Regions from separate parts of the Homo sapiens genome. Here region 2 is linked to region 1. Evidence: read pairs that join two places in POLR2A ChIA-PET (ENCODE). Cell type or tissue: Caco-2. All regions are shown on one strand. Links, peaks and the distances in the headings refer to the core of each region. The heading gives the core; the rest is flanking DNA. Region 1 has its middle 7.8 kb from the start of TRT-AGT1-3. Region 2 has its middle 14 kb from the start of CEBPA-DT.

What was found. ChIA-PET counts read pairs that join two places held together with the same protein. Peaks named below come from ENCODE experiments on the same cell type or tissue, not always from the same donor. Only the 100,000 strongest peaks of a DNase experiment are listed, where the experiment ranks them.
Region 2: POLR2A ChIA-PET joins it to region 1 with 6 read pairs; 10 of 35 experiments call an interaction of 5 or more read pairs at or near these places.

The regions. Positions count from the first base shown.
Region 1 is chr19:33,182,139-33,187,516 of GRCh38, forward strand. No RefSeq gene overlaps it. Among named protein-coding and RNA genes, the nearest start is that of TRT-AGT1-3, 7.8 kb to the left of the region's middle. In Caco-2, for the core only: a CTCF peak has its summit at 2,284 (motif pointing left); a DNase peak (open chromatin) is centred at 2,293.
Region 2 is chr19:33,314,297-33,319,674 of GRCh38, forward strand. No RefSeq gene overlaps it. Among named protein-coding and RNA genes, the nearest start is that of CEBPA-DT, 14 kb to the left of the region's middle. In Caco-2, for the core only: no CTCF peak of the experiment used is centred there; DNase peaks (open chromatin) are centred at 2,385 and 2,796.

The DNA.
Region 1 (5,378 bases), core at 281-5,280:
GATTACAGGTGTGAGCCACAGCGACAGGCCAATTTTTTGCTTTTTTAAAGACAGGGTTTCACTCACTTTGTCGTCCAGTCTGGAGTGTGGTGATTCAATCACGGCTCACTGCGGCCTCTAACTCCAGGGCTCAAGCCATCCTCCTGCCTTAGCCTTCCGAGTAGTGGAGACTACAGGCATGAGCCACCATGCCAGGGTAATTTCTAATTTTTTTGTAGAGACAGGGTACTGCTATGTTGTTCAGGCTGGTCTTAAACTCCTGGGCTCAAGTGATCCTCCCGCTTGGGCCTCCCAAAGCACTGGGATTGCAGTCATCAGCCACTGCGCCTGGCCAGTGATGGGTGAGTTTTATAAATCAAAATGTAATGGTGAATGTATTTGTACAAACTATATTTACAAGATTCTATCATTTAATTTAAAAGGTTGACTGGTGTGGAAACAGAAACATCATTTCGCACCACATTTTATTTCCTACAGTCAATTAGATTATACTTTAATACAAAAAACTAATTAAAATTTAATCGAACTTTAGCAAACATGGGATGTCTATGAAGTGTAAGACAATTTACTACATGTTCTGGGGGCTGAACAGGAGCGTGCTTTTGGTTTCTACCAGAAGCGGTCTCTCCCTGCCGCACGTCCGCCCCTGAAAAGAATGCCTAGGATAGGCAAATTCAGGCAGGCGGGGAGAGAAGGGTGGTGTTGGAATTAGTGTGGACTGACTTTCAGCATTGTTTTGTTCTTCACTGATCTGTGCCTCTGAGATAATGTAACACCTTCTTCTGAATTTAGAGTGGCTCCTAAGAAGCAGTTGTGATCAGTTATTTAAAAAAATAAAATGATGCCAAACTGGACACTGGCTGGGCTTACTATGCTGTGTATGGCAGATCACCTGGGGCACGTGTGCGTATCTGGGATTGAATTGCATAAGCAGGTTGGGAGCCTTGCTTTAAGGATGGGTTGGAGGCCAGCTGATGCTCCAGGAGCCTGTCTGCTCTTGAATTCCTCAGCAGAGCTTCTCTGGCTCAGTCCCACAGGCACACAGCTAAGGGTGACTGCAGGCTTCGGGGTGGACATCTGGGATGGCTGCCCAGCAGGTGATGTTCAGTAAATCCACACCTAGGAGAATCAAGCCCTGGAGACGGCCAGGCTGATCAGATTCCTCTGATGCTGGAGTGCGCACCTCTGATTTCCCTCTTTCAGTGAATCCCAAAGCTCTTTTTTTTTTTTTTTAGATGAAGTCTCACTCTGTCGCCCAGGCTGGAGTGCAGTGGCACGATCTGCAATCTCTGCCTCCCAGGTTCAAGTGATTCTCCTGCGTCAGCCGCCCCAGTAGCTGGGATTACAGGCGCCCACCACCACACCCGGCTAATTTTTTTGTATTTTTAGTAGAGATGGGGTTTCACGATGTTGGCCAGGCTGGTCTTGAACTCCTGAGCTCAACTGATCCGCCGGCCTTGACTTCCCAGAGTGCTGGGATTACAGGTGTGAGCCACCACACCCAGCCTACATTTTTTAAAAGAGAAAGTAAAAATGTAAACCATAGGGCCAGGTGTGGTGGCTCATGCCTGTAATCCCAGCACTCTGGGAGGCCGAGGCAGGCAGAGCACTTGAGGTCAGGAGTTTGAGACCAGCCTGGCCAACATGGTGAAACCCCGTCTCTACCCAAAATACAAAAATTAGCCGGGCATGGTGGTGGGTGCCTGTAATCCCAGCTACTCGGGAGGCTGAGGCAGGAGAAACACTTGAACCCAGGAGGCAGAGGTTGCAGTGAGTCGAGATTGTGCCGCTGCACTCCAGCCTGGGCGACAGAGCAAGACTCTGTCTCAAAAAAAAAAAAAAAAAAAAAAAAAGGAAGCCATAGATGGGGAGAGAAATTTGGAATACGTACACCGAGATCCCTCTAAGGGATCTCCGGAGTTCCAAATAGTCTTACTCACTTCCAGCGTGAGTGGTGTTCCAATTTCCCCTTGGCAGGCAGGGTCCATCACCCCAGCCAGCCCAGTCCCTCCCTTCTTTGCTCATTGATTCAGAGGCATGGGGAGCTCAGAGTGGCCAGGAGTCAGTCTCAACTTCCAGTTCGGTGGAATCAGTGCTGTGACTCCTGGCGGAATCATTCCTTCCTTAGGAGCTAAGACCTCTAGGCCAGCAGACCATGAGATGGGAGGAACAGGAAACAAAATTACCTAGTGGCTCACTAAGGGTAATAGTGAACGGTGCCATTCCTTTTCCATTCCTTGATTCCTGGACCCTCGAATCCTGGCTAGAAGCAGCAGCGCCATCTATCGGACGCTAATTCGGAGCTTATGCCGCCTTCTGAACAACCTTGCTCCAACCCTGCAAGGTATCGCCTCTGAGCTGATGCTGTAACTGCGTCTTCAAAAGGCCATTCCAGGCCGGGCGCAGTGGCTCACGCCAGTATACTCAGCACTTTGGGAGGCCGAGGCAGGCGGATCACGAGGTCAGGAGTTCGAGACCAGCCTGACCAACATGGTGAAACCCCGTCTCTACTAAAAATACAAAAATTAGCAAGGCGTGGTGGCGTGCGCTCCTCGGGAGGCTGAGGCATGAGAATCGCTTGATCCCAGGAGACAGAGGTTGCAGTGAGCTGAGATCGCACCATTGCACTCCAGCCTGGGCGACAGAGTGCAAAAAAAAAAAAAAAAAAAAGAAAAAAGAAAAAAGCCATTCCACTGTTCTATCAAGCCAGCTGCTTCAGATTGGTGGGGAACATGGCAACACCAGTGAATTCCATAAACATCGCCGCACTTCATTTGTGGGAAATTGAATTCCTTTTTGTGTGTGTGTGACGGAGTCTCGCTCTGTCACTCAGGCTAGAGTGCAGTGGTGTGATCCCTCGGCTCACTACAACCTCTGCCTTGCAGATTCAGGCGATTCTCCTGCCTCAGCCTCCTGAGTAGCTGGGACTACAGGCGTGCACCACCATGCTAGGCTAATTTTTGTATTTTTAGTAGAGATGGGATTTCACCATGTTGGCCAGGCTGATCTCGAACTCCTGACCTCAAGTGACCTGCCCACCCTGACCTCCCAAAGTGCTGGGATTACAGGTGTGAGCCACCGTGCCCAGCCTACTTTATTTTCTTTTTAAAAAATTTAATTCATGTTTCATAATAATCCTCTCCCTCCCCACTTTTAGAGACAGGGTCTTACTCTGTCCCTCAGGCTGGACTGCAGTGGTGCAATCATGGCTCACTACAGCATTGAACTCCTGGGCTCAAGCTATCCTCCTACCTCAGCCTCCTGAGTAGCTGGGACTACAGACATGCACCACTGTGCCTGGCTATTTTTTTTTTTTTATAGAGATGGGGGTCTCACTAAGTTGCCCAGGCTGGTCTCAAACTCCTGAGCTGAAGTGATCCTCCTGCCTTGGCCCTCTAAAGTGCTGGGACTACAGGCGTGAGCCACCATGCCCAGCCCTTTCCCCCTTTGTAATGTTGTTTCATTTGGTTTGGGCCAACATAACACTGTTCTTAAATAATATAAAAATGAATGGATTTAAATACAGTGATTAAGTTCATAATAAAGATGGGCTGTCTGTGGTGGTGGAGGGGCCCACGGAGCTCCAGCAAGTGGGTAGCACTGCCTGCTTCCTATTGCATCCCCCAGGGAATTCCAGGGTGTGTGTGTGTGTGTGTGTGTGTGTGTGTGTGTGTGTGTGTGTGTGTGTGTCTTTCTCTCTCTCTCTCTCTCAGGGCTGGTGGTCTTGCTACCAGACACCTGGAGCCCCTCTGCCAGCTGCTTTGAGCTTGGCTGAAAGTGAGCTTGGTCTGCTCCTCTCACCTGCTATGATTAAGGAGGGGCCACTCCTTGGGACGGAGGGGCTTGTCCATGGCTTTCTTCATCCACCCCTCCAGCCTTGCATTCCCACAATCTGTACTTAGGCCTCGAGACTCAGGCTGTCTCAGGGTGTCACCTTTATTCCTGTGGCTCTGTAGTAACCTGTTTTGTGTTGCTGTAAAGGAATGCCTGAGGCTGGGTCATTTATAAAGAAAATAGGTTTATTTGGCTCACAGTTCTGCAGACTGTACAAGAAGCTTGGCACTAGCATCTGCTTCTGGCAAGGGCCTCAGGAGGCTTCCAATCAAGGCCAGACATGGTGGCTCATGTCTGTAATCCCAACACTTTGGGAGGCCGAGGCAAGCAGATCACTTGAGGCCAGGAGTTCGAGACCAGCCTGGCTAACATAGCGAAACCTCATCTCTACTAAAAAATACAAAAATTAGCTGGGCGTGGTGGCAGGTGCCTGTAGTTTCAGCTACTTTGGAGGCTGAGGCGGGAGAATTGCTTGAACCTGGGAGGTGGAGGTTGCAGTGAGCCAAGATTGCACCACTGCCCTCCAGCCTGAGCGACAGAGTGAGACTGGGTCTCAAAAAAAAAAAAAAAAAAAATCCAATGAAGGCGGAAGGCAAAGGGGGAGCCAGTGCCATGTGGCAAGAGAGGAAGGAAGTGGGAGGAAGTGCCAGGCTGTTTTAAGCAATCAGCTCTCACTCATTCATTACTGTGTGGGGGGCACCAAGGCATTCGTGAGGAATCCACCCCAAGACCCAGACACCTCCCACGAGGCCCCACCTCCAACACTGGAGGGCCACATTTCGATATGAGGTTTGAAAGCGACAAATATCCAAACCATATCAGGCACCAACAGGGTTAAATAACAAACCTTACCTGTTAGCCCATCTTGGGGTTTCTGATGTGCTTGGCTTCATTAATAATTTAGTGAGGTGGACGAGATTGGACTGACTCTTCCCCCAAATCAATACACAAATGATTATTGCTTGAGGGTACTTCTGAGTGCTTCAGCAAGACCGAGGGAGCTTTTTGGTTGAAAATGGGAACTGCACTCAGCACTGGAAGTTCCTGCAGAGAAGGTTATGTAAACCAAGGGGCGACCTGCTGCTAACATTTTCATTGCAATAAAACACTTTTTTTTTGGAATGGTGCTTTTATGACATACTTACTATCACCGTTTCAGGCCTATAATTTTAAAATTACTGCACAATATTGAAGGTGAAATGATTTTACTGCCGCTGGTCTATTAAGGTTCTAGGAACTGGCTGCAGCTTGGAGAGTGTCTATGGCTGGATGCACTTGGACACACCGTGCCGACTGCCCTGGACGTGCCTGCAGACACAGCAGGCTGGATGGGTGCACTGTGGCTGGGTGTGTCTGGGCACTCCCACAGGCGAGCAGGCATTCAGCTCTGAGCTTTGCAGTTCCCACCTGGACTGACCAAACTCTACCAGCCCTCCTGCCCCCTGCCCCCCCGCCACTGCCCCGGGATTGCAGAAATGCTAGGAAGCTGCACTGAAGTCAAAGCAGCAACCCCGGCCAGCTGTCCCACCCCACTGAACTCAGGA
Region 2 (5,378 bases), core at 238-5,237, 130 kb after region 1:
CCAGCACTTTGGGAGGCCGAGTCTGGCAGATCACTTGAGGTCAGGAGTTCGAGGCCAGCCTGGCCAACATGGCGAAACCCTGTCTCTACCAATAATACAAAAATTGGCCAGGTGTGGTGGCACGCACCTGTAATCCCAGCTACTTGGGAGGCTGAGGCATGAGAATCGCTTGAATCTTGGAGGCGGAGGTTGCAGTGAGCCAAGATCATGCCACTGCACTGCAGCCTGGGCAACAGAGCAAGACTCTGTCTCAAAACAACAACAACAGCAACAAAAAGACCTTCTAAAAATCAGTATGAAAAGGAATTACAATCCAAAAGAAAACTGAAATATAGAGAGAGTTTATTTTAAAAAGTAAACACAGGCCAGGTGTCGGGGCTCACACCTGTAATCCCAGGACTTTGGGATGCCAAGGTAGGAGGATTGCTTGAGGCTAGGAGTTCAAGACCAGCCCGGGCAACATAGTGAGACCTTGTCTCTACTAAAAATAAAAGCTTAGCCAGGCATGGTGTTGCATCCCTGTAATCCCAGCTACTTGGGAGGCTGAGGAAAGAGGATCCCTTGAACTCAGGAGTTCAAGACTGCAGTGAGCTATGATTGTGCCACTGTACTCCAGCCTGGGTGACAAAGTGAGACTCTGTCTATCAAAACAAGGGAAATGCAAATAGATTTTAAACATGCTTAAAAATGCTAATTCTCTGAAAATGATATACAAATTGATATACAAAATGATATACTAAATGATATACAAACTACACCATTGGACAGGTGAAGTTGAAAACGTATAATAATATGCTGGACTGGTCAATGAATAGAGCAAATAGGTAGAATTCTATATTGATACAACCTCTTTGGAGGATAATTTAGCAATACTTACCTAATTTTAAAGTGTCATTTTCCTTTCAACTTGCAATTCCACTTATAGAAATTGAATCCCATAAAGTCTTATGTATACACAAAGGGGTGCATGTTGGATATTAACTGGGGTACAAGGGATATTGACTGCAACATTGTTTTTGTTTGTTTGTTTGAGATGGGGTCTTGCACTGTTGCTCAGGCTGGAGTGCAGCGGCATGATCTCGGCTCACTGCAACCTCCGCCTCCCAGGTTCAAGCAATTCTCCTGCCTCAGCCTCCTGAGTAGCTGGGATTACAGGCATCTGCCACCATGCCCGGCTAATTTTTGTATTTTTAGAGATGGGGTTTCGCCATGTTGGCCAGGCTGGTCTCAAACTCCTGACCTTAGGTGATCCACCTGCCTTGGCTTCCCAAAGTGCTGGGATTACAGGCATGAGCCACCGCGCCCGGCCAACATTGTTTATAATTGTAAAATAGAAGAGTGGTTAAGTGACCATGGGCTAACTGGTTAATAATCCCTGTGTCTGTTAAAAAGGAGGAGAAAAAGGCTGTATGAACACTTAAAGAAATATCTCTGGGCTGGGTGTGGTGGCTCATGCCTAGCATATTGGGAGGCCAAGAGAGATCACTTGAGTCCGGGAATTTGAGGCCAGCTTGGGCAACATAGTGAGACCCTATCTCGACAAAAAGATTAATAAGATATATATAGCCAGGCATGCTGGCATGCGCCAGTAGTACCAGGTACTCAGAGCTGCGGTGGGATGATTGCTTGAGCCTGGGAGGTCGGGGCTGCAGTGAGCTATGATTGTACCACTGCACTCCACACTCCTGGGTGACAGAGTGAAACCGTGTCTCAAAAACTAAAACAAAAAAACCTCTGATATATTCATTCATCGTTACACAGATTTGCCTACGTGGACCTGGAAATATGCTCTAAAACTGGATTGTTTAGTGATTTGTGAGTTTTTGCATATGAAGAACATACACAGTTATAGACACTAAATCACTTTTTTGTTGTTGTTGTTAGATGGAGTCTCACTCTGTCGCCCAGGCTGGAGTGCAGTGAAGTAGCCGATCTCGGCTCACTGCAACCTCTGCCTCCCAGGTTCAAGCGATTCTCCTGCCTCAGCCTCCCGAGTAGCTAGGATTACAGGCACACACCACCATGTCTGGCTAATTTTTGTGTTTTTAGTAGAGATGGGTTTCGCCATGTTGACCAGGCTGGTCTCGAACTCCTGACCTCACGTGATCCACCCACCTCGGCCTCCCAAAGTGCTGGGATTACAGGCATGAGCACTGCACCTGGCCAACAGTACCTTATTTTTATTGCTGGCCCTGAAGAAACCTATACAGTACTCAGATACAGTAAAGTTTTTCATACAACACGAGCTCATTTCTCTCAAACATGGACTGGGGTTTCCTGTCGTGTTGATTTAGCAGTTCGGGGACTGTAGGTGCGGCAGGATTGTCCCATCCCACCTCTCTAATTAGTCTCGTCTCTACCATTTTCAGTCAAAATTCCAAAGGTCACTTGGAAGGCACATAGCCCACGAAACTGTCCAGACACTCCCTTTTGGCCAAATAACCCTCCACAGCCCAGATTCCAGTGCAGAGCCCTGGGAACCAGGGGCATGCTGTTTCCAATCCTCATCTGCTTAGCCAACAGGGAGAGGTAACAATGAACAAATTGAGTTTCAACCAGCATATCTTTAGAACCCAATTTTTGTTATAATTGATTAGAAAATCTAGCTTACATTCCAAATGCACTCTTTTTTTTTCTTTTCTTAATCTTAGTCAAGGTGCAATAACAGTTAAACGAAAACCAGCATGAGTCAGGTTCCTATAAAACTGTCTGCTCTCAGAGTTCAGCATTTTTCTAGAGCAGGAACATTTGCCGGCAGTCAGCATAGAACGGGGTTATTCTGGCCTCTTACTTTTCTAGGGGAACTCATCATAAGACAAGCAGCTCACGTGGAATCTGACACTGACATGGAATGCACACACTGGGTGGACATTGATGGAGTTCTTGGGTCTCACTCTGTTGCCCAGGCTGGAGTGCAGTGGTGTGATTTTGGCTCACTGCAACCTTTGCCTTCTGGGTTCAAGAGACTCTTATGCCTCAGCCACCCCATAGCTGGGATTACAGGCACCCGCCACCATGTCTGGATAATTTTTATATTTTTAATAGAGACGGGGTTTCACCATGTTGGCCAGGCTGGTCTGAACTCCCAGCCTCAAGTGATCTGCCCGCCTCAGCCTCCCAAAGTGCTGGGATTACAGGTGTGAGCCATGTCGCTCGGCCAGGGAACTCTTAAGTAGAATTTGAAAAACAGCAGCAGCAACAACGATACACCTAGGGACATTGGAGTCAAATTGATAAAACTAAATAAAAATACAATGTTGAACATGGTCAGAAAAAACAAGACCTTGCATACAGGGGTGCAAATATTCAAATGACCGTGGACTTATATCAGAAATAAATGAGGCCAGAAGACAGTGAAACAACATCTTGAAAGCACTGGGAAAAAAAACCAGTCAATCCAGAATTCTGTATCTAGTGAAGATATCTTTTAAGAATAAAGGTGAGGCTGGGTGTGGTGGCTCATGCCTGTAGTCCCAGTGCTTTGGGAGGCTGAGGCGGTGGGGGATCACTTGACCTCAGGAGTTTGAGACCAGCCTGGCCAACATGGTGAAACCCCATCTCTATTAAAAATACAAAAATTAGCTGGGTGTAGTGGCGCGCGCCTGTAATCCCAGCTTCTTGGGAGGTTGAGGCACAAGAATTGCTTGAACCAGGAAAGCAGAGGTTGCAGTGAGCTGAGATTGTGCCATTGCACTCCAGCCTGGGTGATAGAGCGAGACCCTGTTGCAAAAAAAAAAAAAAAAAAAAAAAAGAATAAAGGATAAAGGTGAGGCTGGGTGTGGTGGCTTACGCCTGTAGTCCCAGCACTTTGGGAGGCTGAGGCTGGAGGATCAACTGAGGTCAGGAGTTTGAGATCAGCCAGGGGAAAAAGGTGAAACCCTGTCTCTACAAAAAAATACAAAAATTAGCCAGGTGTGGCGGTGTGTGCCTGCAGTCCCAGCTGCTCAGGAGGCTTAGGTGGGAGGATTGTTTGAGCCTGGAAGGCAGAATATGAAGTGAATCAAGATCATCCTGCCACTGCACTCCAGCCTGGGTGACAGTGCGAGACCCTGTCTCAAAAAAAAAAAAAGAAAAAAAAAAGAAAAGAAAAAGAAAAAAGAATAAAGGTGAAATAACGTGGACATAAAGATGGGAACGATAGACACTGGGGACTACTGGGGGGAGAGGAAAGGGGGTGTGGGCTGAAAAACTACCCGTTGGGTACTGTGCTCACTACCTGGGTGATGGGATCATCCGAACCCCAAACCTCAGCATCACACAATGCACCCACATGACAAACCTGCACACGTACCCTCCAAATCCAAAGTAAAACTATATATATATATATAAAAAGGTGAAATAAAAATGTTTTTAGTTTTTAAAAAAACTAGGGGAATTTGTTAGCAGCAAACCTGAGCTACAAGGAATGCTAAGGGTACTTTAGGAGGCCAAGGTGGAAGGATCGTTTGAGGCCAGGAGTTCAAGACCAGCCTGGGCAACATAGTGAGATCCCATCTCTGTTGAAAAAAATGCTAAAGGAAGAGTTCTGCAGGCTGAAGGGAAATGAAACCAGATGGAAACCTGGATCTACAGGACAGAATGAAGCTCGTCAGAAATGGTAAATATGTGGATAAGTAGAAAAGATTACTTTTGTCCTCTTAATTTCTTTAAAACAGATAATTGTTTAAAGCAAAAATTATATTGTGTTATGGGGTTTATAATTTCTGTAGGTGTAGTAATTATGACAACTATAACATAAATAACAGGGGGTGTACATGAGCCTATATAGTTGCAAGCTTTCTGCATTTTATGCAAAGTGGTGCAATATAAACTTTTGGCAGGCTATAAAAAGTTAAGGGTGTATATTCTAACCCTAGGGCAGTAACTTAAAAATAAGCCAAAAAGGTGTAGCTGTAAAGCAATGGACAGGTTAAAATGGAATTCAAAAATATATTCAGGTAATCAAAAGGAAGGAAGAGAAACAGAATTAAAAAATAGAAGACAAACAAAACAGTAAAATTACAGGCTTAAATCTAATTATATCAATAATTATATTAAATAAGAAGGAATAGCATTGTAGTTAAAAGGCAGAGATTGTCAGAATAGATAAAAATGTTTGGGAGGCCGAGGCAGGTGGATCACAAGGTCAGGAGTTTGAGACCACCCTGGTCAACATGATGAAACCCTGTCTCTACTAGAAACACAAAAATTAGCCTGGCGTGGTGGTGCGTGCCTGTAGTCCCAGCTACTTGGGAGGCTGAGGCAGGAGAATTGCTTAAACCTGGGAGATGGAGGTTGCAGTGAGCTGAGATCATGCCACTGCACTCCAGCCTGGGTGACAGAGCAAGACTCCATCTCAAAAAAAAAAAAAAAAAAAAAAAAATTCCAAGGCCCAATTA